Linked DNA regions of Homo sapiens: all the other regions are linked to region 1. The links are chromatin contacts, found by Hi-C or POLR2A ChIA-PET in ENCODE. All regions are on one chromosome and are shown on one strand. Each heading gives the region's core, a stretch centred on a gene start or an enhancer-like site at or near the end of the contact. The rest is flanking DNA. Distances are from core to core; before and after follow the strand shown.

What was found. Hi-C counts contacts between places; a loop is a spot of excess contacts on that map. ChIA-PET counts read pairs that join two places held with the same protein, here RNA polymerase II (POLR2A). Pooled maps may share reads with other maps.
Region 2: a map of B cell shows a loop between it and region 1 (29-fold over the local background). The contact joins the promoter of MOB4 here to the promoter of STAT1 in region 1. A Hi-C loop is called at or near these places in 2 of 168 maps with a recorded cell type or tissue (B cell and natural killer cell) and 6 of 50 pooled maps.
Region 3: a loop to region 1 is called in a map of naive thymus-derived CD4-positive, alpha-beta T cell, with 3 times the contacts of the local background. The contact joins the promoter of HECW2-AS1 here to the promoter of STAT1 in region 1. A Hi-C loop is called at or near these places in 1 of 168 maps with a recorded cell type or tissue (naive thymus-derived CD4-positive, alpha-beta T cell), 1 of 37 single-sample maps with no recorded cell type and 7 of 50 pooled maps.
Region 4: a loop to region 1 is called in a map with no recorded cell type, with 7 times the contacts of the local background. The contact joins the promoter of STK17B here to the promoter of STAT1 in region 1. A Hi-C loop is called at or near these places in 1 of 168 maps with a recorded cell type or tissue (gastrocnemius medialis), 7 of 37 single-sample maps with no recorded cell type and 14 of 50 pooled maps. POLR2A ChIA-PET finds 5 or more read pairs at or near these places in 2 of 52 experiments (H1 and activated naive CD4-positive, alpha-beta T cell).

The regions. Positions count from the first base shown.
Region 1 is chr2:191,012,870-191,015,483 of GRCh38, reverse strand. STAT1 (signal transducer and activator of transcription 1) reads left to right here and starts at 1,313. Exons shown (of 25, transcript NM_007315.4): 1 at 1,313-1,466; 2 at 1,806-1,959. RefSeq lists enhancers at 721-800, 831-1,030, 1,641-1,960 and silencers at 1,081-1,320, 1,351-1,550.
Region 2 is chr2:197,514,752-197,517,365 of GRCh38, reverse strand. It overlaps MOB4 (MOB family member 4, phocein), which reads right to left and starts at 1,300. Exons shown (of 8, transcript NM_015387.5): 1 at 1,220-1,300. The coding sequence starts at 1,279. All of the region lies in intron 2 of HSPE1-MOB4 (HSPE1-MOB4 readthrough), which reads right to left. RefSeq lists a silencer at 1,242-1,461.
Region 3 is chr2:196,258,708-196,261,321 of GRCh38, reverse strand. It overlaps HECW2-AS1 (HECW2 antisense RNA 1), which reads right to left and starts at 1,298. Exons shown (of 3, transcript NR_110226.1): 1 at 1,082-1,298; 2 at 950-991. All of the region lies in intron 17 of HECW2 (HECT, C2 and WW domain containing E3 ubiquitin protein ligase 2), which reads left to right. RefSeq lists an enhancer at 630-1,829.
Region 4 is chr2:196,170,251-196,172,864 of GRCh38, reverse strand. STK17B (serine/threonine kinase 17b) reads left to right here and starts at 1,287. Exons shown (of 8, transcript NM_004226.4): 1 at 1,287-1,532. LOC101927454 (a long non-coding RNA gene) reads right to left here and starts at 1,326. Exons shown (of 2, transcript XR_923737.2): 1 at 1,234-1,326; 2 at 17-960. RefSeq lists silencers at 992-1,221, 1,742-1,961.

The DNA of each region.
Region 1 (2,614 bases), core at 64-2,563:
AAGGGGTTTTCCAAACTCAGGGTGAGAAGTCCCTGAGTTTGGAGAGTGTGGTTTATTTGAAGAACTAAATGCTGAAGTAAGCAAAGCAGAGTGGCACATTATGGGGTTGGACAAAGAGATCGGGCAACCAGGGCTTTATAGTATGTATTAAGAAACTGAATTTTATAAGAGCAAAGAAAAGCCATGGAAGGATTTTCAGGTTGGCAAATGACATGATCTGCTTTTCAATTAAAAAAAAAAACACTCAAACTCTTGTATGGAGAATGGATTAAAAGGTAGATAAGGGCTGAAGTGAGGCAGCCATTCGGGAATCTACTGCAGAAGGAGGCAGCAGAAGAGATGGAGCAGAGTAAATGAGACTTGGGAAATATTTAGGAGGAAGAATCAATTAAGATTTGAGGATCAGGTGTTGCGAGGTGAGGGAGAAGGCAATGTCAACTATGAATCCTAGGTATCTGTCATGTGCCATTTCTAGAAAAAGAGCAGGTTTGAGGAGAAAGATGTTTGGTTCTGAACATAGTTTGTAGAGCTCACTGCACATACAAGTGGAGAGGCAAGTGGGAGTTGTAGGTGTGAAGCCCAGAGGAGAGGTGTGGACGGGATAAGCATTTAAGACTCCTCCATCTAGAAGGAAACTGAAGCTGTGGGTGAGGTCATCACAGCACAGCGTTTAGGAGAAGCCCAGGTAAAGAAGCTGACGAATGTCTGGACCCTGACAACCTTAACATATAATGGTTTGATAGTGGAGGTGGAGGCAATGTAGAAAGAATGCCAGAGGCAGGAAAAAGCAAGAAGGATGTGTTATCATCATGACCAAGGAAGAAACGTGTTTCAAGAACAAAGGCGTCAACTCTGCCCCATGCTTCCGAGCTGTCAAGTAAAGTGAGAAAAACAGAAAAGCGTTCCCTGGGTTTAGCAACACGGAGGTCAGTTGCTAAAGGGAGCTTCTAGAATGACGACGTCGCCAAATCTGTCCTCTGCCTGGATTCTCGGCGATGAAACTACTACAGAGACCTCCAAGTTTGGGCTTCTGCAAACACAGCACGTCCTTCTGATCGTTCTCTAAGATATGTAAACAGAACGCCAGTTCCCAGCGTGGCAACACGGGACTGGGCTGCAGCTCACCCAGCCGGCGGCCCCCGCCGGAAGCCGGCGGAAATACCCCAGCGCGTGGGCGGAGCAGCGGCCCGCAGAGGGAGGCGGTGGCGCCCACGGAACAGCCGCGTCTAATTGGCTGAGCGCGGAGCCGCCCGGTGATTGGTGGGGGCGGAAGGGGGCCGGGCGCCAGCGCTGCCTTTTCTCCTGCCGGGTAGTTTCGCTTTCCTGCGCAGAGTCTGCGGAGGGGCTCGGCTGCACCGGGGGGATCGCGCCTGGCAGACCCCAGACCGAGCAGAGGCGACCCAGCGCGCTCGGGAGAGGCTGCACCGCCGCGCCCCCGCCTAGCCCTTCCGGATCCTGCGCGCAGAGTGAGTGGCCGTGAGGTTCCGGGTGCCGGGGGTGGGACGCGCAGGGACAGAGTCCTCGGGCCGTGCAGTTGGACGCCGGGCGAGGACGGGCCGTCTGTGCTGACCCGCGAATAGTGATCCCAGAGGAAGAACGCGTCCTGAGTATTCCAAGTGCGAGCAGTGCCACCTGTTCTCGGAGATGGCACTGCTCAGCACGATTGTCCTTGCCAGTCGTGCTCTGGCAGTGAAGAGGACTTGTGAAATATAATTTTCCTCTAGAAGGCACTGCACCTTCCCATTTACCGTCACTTTCTCCCGTTTCCACCCCTTTCCATCAGTCACGTTTTCTTCTTTTCGCAGAAAGTTTCATTTGCTGTATGCCATCCTCGAGAGCTGTCTAGGTTAACGTTCGCACTCTGTGTATATAACCTCGACAGTCTTGGCACCTAACGTGCTGTGCGTAGCTGCTCCTTTGGTTGAATCCCCAGGCCCTTGTTGGGGCACAAGGTGGCAGGTCAGTAAATGTTCATGGAATCAGATGAATGAGTACATGACTTCGGAATCTTAATTATGTTTCTATGTTCAAAGATGGAAGGGCTTAATGTCTTCCTAGAGTTTAAAAGTGATGTTTAGTTTTTGCAGACCCCCCACCCCAAAATAATATAGTCTTAAAAAAATTTCTGGCCGGTACTGAAGAGTTCTGTGGTAGGTATGCAGAGGTGTGGTTGATTGTGCTTTGAATGTTGTTTGTATAGATAAGGAGTTATTTTCATAGAACAGAAACAGGACTTGAGCCTCCAGCACAGTCCATTGTGCAACCATTGCTTAATGAGGATGCTGGACTCACACTTGTGAGATCATAATATGGTTTGCTTTTTACTTTCTAATTCCGTCTGAAATATACATAATTTCAATTCAACAAACTGTTTCGAGCACATAGTATATGCAGGGCACTGTCCAAGGTCCATAAGATGTTAAAAAGCAAAATACCCCACTACTCTACCCCCTCCCCACCCACCTTCCCCCGCCGGGGACTCTGGAGGCATCACAGAGCTTTACAAGGAAAACTGGAACCGATGCTCTAATAGAGGTACAGAATTCAGTGAGACGCAAGTCAAAGAAAGCTTAATTGTGAGTAAGTCTCAGACAACTTTATGAAAGAAGGGGCT
Region 2 (2,614 bases), core at 51-2,550, 6.5 Mb before region 1:
ATGAAAACAAAACTGTCAGTAGGAATAACTGACAGCTTAATGTGACTCCAAAATAAGACTTTAAAATTTTCTCTGAAATTCAGCACTAGAAGCAGCTTGTTAAAGAGAACAGGTCACCAGTGAATTAAGAATCAGGAGACTATGTATCCTTGGGCAAATCCACTTAATTCTCTTGGGCTTCAGTTTCCTTATCTGTAACATGAATCTGGGGAGGTAATCAATACCTGTATGCCCCCTTCGAAAGGTGTTCTTTCCATAATTCTGTATAAGAAATTAAAATCTATTCTCAGACATACAATCATAGCTCCACGATTGTTTTGTTTCAATTTTCATTTGCATCACTTTTTAACATTTTATAAACACATCTCTTCCGATTTCAGAGCATCTAGTCTATAGCAAGCCATTTCGGCTAGCAATTAATCAGTTCAAGTCTGGATGCCAATTTTATTTATTTATTTTTAATGTGAGGCATCCCATCTTTTCCAAACCCTAAGAAACAATGCCTAATCAAGCACCAATTTACCACACATAATGCCCTACAAAAAAGCTGACAAAATTATAATCAGTTCATTCTCTGACTATGCTTCACGCATATTAGCAAGGAATGACATCTAACAAGTCACAACTTAGTGATGAAAACTTGCTGGACCAGAGAACAGCTCCAGGGAAAGCGGCAGGGAGAGGTGGTCAAAGGGAAACAAGGAGGAGAATATCGGCACCCGGATCCGGCTAGACAAGCTGGATGGCAGGAAACGGGTAGGTACTTCCCAGGCCAGGTAGGAACTGGACGCCGGGTCGAGGTAGGCTGTGTTTACACCCCCTCCCACCTCAGCGGCCCCGACCTTCAGGAAACCCCGGGGGTCTCCACCAGGCTGGTCGCGCCCCTCCAATGCTAGTCAGCTGGGGCTCAGGGGCAAGGCGAGAAGAAGCCGTTGCTGCTGACAGGCTCGCAGCCCAGGGCTTCGGCAGGCAGGTACCACCAGCAGACCCCACCCGCCCCTCACGCCTACCCCTGGGTCGGAGCTCCGCAGGCCTCACGGCGGCCGCCACCGCCTCAGCCAAATTGAGGGGCTGCAGCTCCGGAAGAGCAGGCCGGGCACCAGTGCCCCAGCCCGCCCGCCTGCCGCCTCGGCCCAACCTCCCCGCAGTGGCGGCCAGCTTCCGGGCGCAGCACTGCTCGGCACCTAGTTGCCCGACAAGAAAAGTGCAGACATGGTACCTGCGCCTTGGTGCCCGGCCTGTTCCGCCTCAGCACTGCCGTCCCCTCCGCCATGACCATAGTGCCAGCGTCTAGGCGGCTGGAGTCGGTACCCGGATGTAGGGACGGCAGCCTGCGCGGGGGGCGGGGCAGAGCGGCGCTCTGCGTCTGGGAGGAGGAGCGGCAGCTGACGGAACAGCTGCAGCCTGCGCCGGGAGCCGTCCGGGTAGAAGCGGGCTAGGCGGAGGGAGAGGGCGAACGAGGAACAGCCGGACGGCGTCGGGTGGCTACTGGCAGGGACTGAGGCACCGGAAGGCGGGCGCCACGAGCCTCTTTGCGAGGGCTGCGGGGCGGTTTGAAAGGTCGTGATCGCAGCGACCGCTGCGGCAGTGTGCACGGCTGCGTTGCACGTTGGTATGGGCTCTCGTTAGTTACACGGGAAGAACGAACTTCGTATAGTGGCGACCGTTTCAGTAAACCCACCTGCAAGCAAATACTTAGAGAACCGTAATTCTGTCCCAGAAGCCACCTAAGGAATCAGGGTAGAAAACAGGCCAGCAGTCTTGGCAAATTCTATAGAACCTGCGTGAAATCGACCCAATCTGAAATCAGACGGGGGATTTGAGTGTCAGTGTTATTTACGCCATCCGGCGACTTCAAAGCCAAGGACTTTTTCAATGACAAGTTTGTTTACGTAGATAAAAGACGCAGATGTCAATTATGTGAGATGAAGAGTGGACATCTGGTTTTGTGCGTTAGGCAGACAGATTTAGCTCGTGTTTTTCAAGTCAGAAGCAGGAGGAGGAAATTAGTAGTCCTTGACAGGTGGTGAGGGTTTTACATCTTACAGGATTCCACATTTCCTTTGTTGCAAATTTTAAGTGTTCTCTCTTAAGAAACCACAGCATTTTCGCAAACTTTTTTTCCTGCTTAGAAACCTTGAATCTTTTATCTGGGGTGAGGGAGGCCTTGGGATAGCAGATGGGAAGACAGTTCAAAAAGTAAAAAACGCATACAGTAGCATGATTTCCAAAAGAAGAAAACATCAAGTGTCCCTAGATAGAAGGTGTATTGAGAATGCTGAGGGAAGGGCCATGTAACAGCTTCCAGAAATGGAATTTGAGAGGAGAGGAGAGGTTGAGTGGGTCTCTAGCTGAGTAATTGTCAGTGACTTAGAACTAGGCATTGAAGGGTTTAACAACAGGAAGTTGGTTCTCTCTGGAAGATGTATTGACTGGTAACTCTTCAAGAATAGGGACTTAATTTTGCCCTCCCAGAACCAGCGTCTACATATGAAAAGATTATTCGTTCAACAGATACTCATTAAGCCCCACTATATGGTAGGCACTAATGTACAAGTATGATAAGGCTCAGTCCTTCACTACAAATTGCCTTGACTCCAGCAACAGAGACGTG
Region 3 (2,614 bases), core at 49-2,548, 5.2 Mb before region 1:
CAGGATATCTTTTATGCATTATTTAGCATGAATGCATAATTTTCTTTTTAAATCCATCTCTTTTATTTTCTCTTTAGCCTGTGGTAATTTACATATACATTACTTAACCCCACTTGATCATTTTCATGATGCAAGTTAATACTGTAAGAGAAAAGGTTTTTTTAATTGCTAAGCGAAGTGTGCGTAAGTGGCAGATGGGGACTGGTGTTATTATCATATTGAACATCAAGGCCCTGACAGCCTAAGGGCAGCCAGGTGTGTTCGCCGTCCCTTTAAAAGCTCACCTCTGATCACTTTGCACCAAGTGCCCTATAAATACAAACATGGGACCCGAAGTCATATGGCAAGATTCAGTCATAAATGTCATCCATCTCATCTAAAATATTATTATATTGTTTCATGTGCTTTGATCATCGAAGTGAAGACACAAAATTTAAAAATTCTTGCAGAGCTTGAGCTTATGTATGCAAATTTCTAGTAGACCAAGGATGCCAGTTTGAGAATCACTGGTCTATAGCATATTGGGCAAATACCTGGTAACCAAGAAGTGGTTCCTTTGTTTTTCTCAGAAAAGATTGGTGACATTTCCAGGACGTCTGCTGACTTCTGTCTGTTCCTCAGCCTTGATCTGCTCTCTTTACAGGCAGTAAACTAATGCCTTCTTTGTTTCTACGTGAAAGGACTTTATAAAGAACTGTTTAGACCGGGAGAAGGTATAAAGCCTAACCACGCTTCAATTAAGTGAACAGAAGAATTTAAATATTTTCACATCAAATGAGAATTACCTTTTAACTTTCTCTCTTCCACTGCACTGTAAGCTCCTTGAAAAGGGACTTTCTCTTACTCCCCATTGGATTCCCAGCGTGTGGTACCATGACTGGCACACAATAGGCACGCAGAAAATGTTCACTGAAAGAATGACTCAATATCAACATAAGAAAGTACTTACTGGTGTGATGTACATCAGACGACATGTTCCAGTGTCTGGTTCCTGAAAGCATATGACCCATAGCTTGTCATTGTGATGAATTAGCTGGCCTGGTAGAAAATTGGTCTCAGCCTGCCTCTCATATGTTCTTACCTGAAAAATCAGACCAGTTGCCTTCACAGACTGCTAGTTTTTATCTGGAAAGTGATGAAAAGTTTCCCATTTGGCATACCTCCTCTGGTGCCTTTGTCCTTTCTTTTTCTCATCCTATCATCCTTGTGACTCAAGAAGCGATGATGTTTTTCTTATTCACAGGAAACTTCCAAGCCGCAGACCAGGGCCTGATATCTACCATCACTCAACTCCTTCTGTGTAGCTCCAGTTAAGGAAGGAGGGGAGAGTGCTCAGCCTGTTTGTTTTTTGTCTTGTTCTGTTTGCCTGGATTCACTGTGTTGATAGACAAAAGAGATAAGCTGCATATTTGTGGGAGATAGCTTTTGATTCTTCAAGATCAAAGCATGGTGTTACTGACCCTTATAAGAGTAGTTCTTTGGTTAAGTTATTATTCATTTTTCTTCAAGATAACTTTCCTCTGATTTAGCTTTTATCAGCCAACATTTACATCTCTTATCAGAAAAACCATTCACCAGATAATGGGCCTGGGTTTCCATCACGTGTTTCAGATGTATGATTCCAAAACTTGAGGGAAAATGTTCTGCCTGGTTCAAGCCTTCACTGAAATAACCTTAAGCAGAGAGAGGCTGGCCTTCTGAGCAACTCCTTTACGTACATGCCTACCACTAATTTCTAATAGTCTTTAAAAAAAAAATAGTAGTTAGCTGCTGGCAATAAAGTACAGAAAGGAAAGTTTGGCAAATACTAAAGATTAGCTGCTTCATCTATCATATAAAATGGATCTAGCCAGAAGAAACCAAGGACTGAACTCTGTTTGTCATACCTCATAAGCTGTGTGGCTAAGGGCAAATCCATTGACTTTTCTATGCATTAGGGAATTTTTCATGTGAACATGAAACCTTGCCTTCCACCTCAGTGCCTTCAAGTCAGCAAGCAATCTTAAGAAAAATATTTCAAATTTGGGAATATAAAAATCAGTGCAACTTGGCCAGGCATGGTGGCTTACGCCTATAATCCCAGCATTTGAGAGGCCAAGGCAGGCAGCTCACATGAGGCCAGGAGTTTGAGACCAGCATGGCGAACATGGCAAAACCCCATCTCCACCAAAAGTACAAAAATTAGCTGGGCGTGGTGACACATGCCTATAATCCCAGCTACTCAAATGTCTGAGGCAGGAGAATCATTTGAACCCAGGAGGCAGAGGTTGCAGTGAGCCAAGATCATGCCACAGCACTCTGGCCTGGACGACAGAGTAAGGCCCTGTCTCAAAACAAACAAACAAAAAAATCAGTGGAACTTTGTGAAAATATCAAGTAGAAAAACAAGTTGCTTGTAGATAAGAACTAAATCTAAATAAATACTTGTATCAGTGATTGGTATTTTACTTTATGGTATAGGAATCAGAATATATTGTCCATAGCACTCAGAATAAAATTGCATATTTGCATTATCCTGTATATTCCAATGAAATAGAATGATTTTAGTACCATAATTTGTGTTTTTATATTTTTCTTCATCTTATAAAAGTTAATATGGTGTGCTTTGAAATAG
Region 4 (2,614 bases), core at 38-2,537, 5.2 Mb before region 1:
TTATACCCCAGAAAAGTTAATTCCAGTGTGTGGCATTTTATTTTCATCCTAACTTTAGGCTTCTCTAGTCAGCCCAATTGTTAGCAACAAGAAATTAGATAGATGGAAGCAATATTCTCCATTTGACAAGGTTTAGGGGCAAGACATTATTAACCTGGGAGGAGGAGTTAACCTAAGTAACAACAAACAGACTTCATAAAAGGGCTGTGATGCATTCTATACCTTTATCTTGGGGAAAATGCAGTAGGAAAGGGAAACAGCTAGCTTCACAGGAATTTGCTTGGCTTACTGGGATAGAACAAGAAAACCTGTCCTTTATATGCTAACTGAACATTAAGTCTTTTGAAAGCAAGAGGACGACTCCACTCCCAGTATCCTTTCCCACGGAAGGGTTTTCTGCAATTATCGTAAATGTCCTCTGAAAGCAATCCTAGATTACATAACTAATCCCATATATGTATGAGTATGTGTGTATCCTATACATATAAACTAGGATTATATATCTATGTAAAACATTTGTGTCTTGCACAGAACTTTGAAAATTTCCACTGTCTTCAAAGGATAACAGATCTTGAGTAGGTTGCTGAGGGCTTTCATCTTTTTCCTTAGCACTATAAATGCAAAATCGGCTATTCAGCCTATTGGGACCCTCCCTACACTGCCTTCAGTCAGTGCCTCAGAAGGGACACCATTCGCGACAGCGGACGTTAGCAGTGGGGTCTAGGTTCCATAAATCCCCAACTGATGTTGACACTCCGAGGAACCTCTGCCAAGTTGTAGCAAACTGGGTTCTCCACTTACAGGGTACGTTCCGGTCCTAAGGAAGACTCTCAAGAAGAGTCAGAAAATAGGTCTTTGGTAGGCACTGAAGTTTGGTAACTAGTCGCAGGCAGCTGGGACGAATTTTGCGGCTTCCTTCTCCCCGGTCTCCGGATATTCACACCTCTCGAACTGACCTCTCTGAAGGTGGGAAGGAGTACACAGAGCAGTAGTTCCAGCCCCGCGCGCCCCCTCTGCAGCGCCGCCCCCTCCGCCCCTCCCTCGCGGCAGCCCGAGTGCGCCCCACCTGCGCCGCCACGCCGCCGCGCCTCCCCGCCCCGCCTCGGGCCAGCCAGGCGCCGCACCCTCTCACCGCCGGGCCCCGCCCCGCACACGCGCCCCCGGCCGGTGCCCCGCCCCTCCCGTCACGTGACAGACCCACCCTCCGCACCCGTTCCGATTGGCTCTCCCGACCTAGGGGGAGGGATCTGGCGAACGGCGATGCCCCAGACGCGGCTGCAGTTTTCAAACCGCGACTGCAAGCTTCGGTAGTCCTCTCCGCTGCTGTCGCCAGGAGTCACTTCACGAGAAGCCAGGTCACAACCGTCGGCCCTTGTCTGGAAAAGTAAAAGTGGATCCTGCCACGTTCGGAGCTCCCTGGCGCCTCGCCCGGCTGGAGCTAGAGAACTCGTCCTGTGGCGGCCCCCGGCGTGGGGCGGGACAGCGGCCCCCTGGAGGGGGCAGTCCCGGGAGAACCTGCGGCGGCCGGAGCGGTTAGTGTCCTGCGGGATTGGCGGGTTGGCTCGGGGCTGCGATGGAACCAGCCGCCTCGGTACAGAGACCTCATACGTGAGGAAGGAGGACCCGAGGAGGGTTTAGGCGGTACGGTCCGGCTGAGAGGGGCTTGGACTCCGCCGCCCCTGAGGTGGCTGATTGCTGCTGGCGCCTCTCCGCTTTGCGGCTGGAGTCCGGGTTCCCTGGGGCTCCGCGCGGGGGGCGGCCGGCGGTCCTCCCACCACCCTCCTCAGCCCGGGGCGCGTGTCTGTGTCTGTGCGTGTCCGTGTGTCCCCGTGCGCCCTCCACCCGGCCGGCCCCGGCTCTCCCCAGGTCGCGCCAGGCAGGGCCCCCTTCGCGGCGGGCCCGCGCGGGTCCCTTCCACAGCAAGGCCACGCGGTCCCCCTAGCCTCTCCCGAGTCCCAGCTGCGGCGTGGGCGCGTTCCCATCGGGACTCGTGGACGCGTCCTGCTCCCAGCTGCCTTTCGTCTAGAGAAAGTTCGTGTTCATCTTGTGGGACGTTTTCAGTTACTGCTTGGGAACAGTGTTTTAAAACCAGCGAGAGATCAAGACGGGCTACAGCTGTTTCCGTGATTTTCAGCGATCTGATTTTTGCTTTGATGCCTTGTGACCCACTTAGTGTGCACGACTCATCCTCAAACTATACCACTACTGGATGCCAACGATTTTTGACATTTACCCAGGCTCTTTGTTTTATTGTAGGGAAAAGCGTTTCATTTGAATTTCCTCCGAGGGAGAAGTAGAGACAAAGTTGAAAGAGGCTTTATAGCAGCTGGTAGCTGGCATTAGTTTCTGTCTGGACTAGAGGCACTCTGACATCAATTTGGAAATTGGAATTAAGAAAATACGTTTTTAAAATCGTAATACTTATCAGATTTCACTAATATTTAAACACATGAGGACTGTGTATCACATTCACCGATTGTTTTGTCGACGTAATGTTTACATCTGTGGTGCTAATGATAAGCAGAACCTTGCCAGGGACGTTTGACGTGGTGTGGCCACTTTACGTTTTCAAGTCTATGAGAATGTCTGCGCGGAGACAGCATAGCTCTGTAGA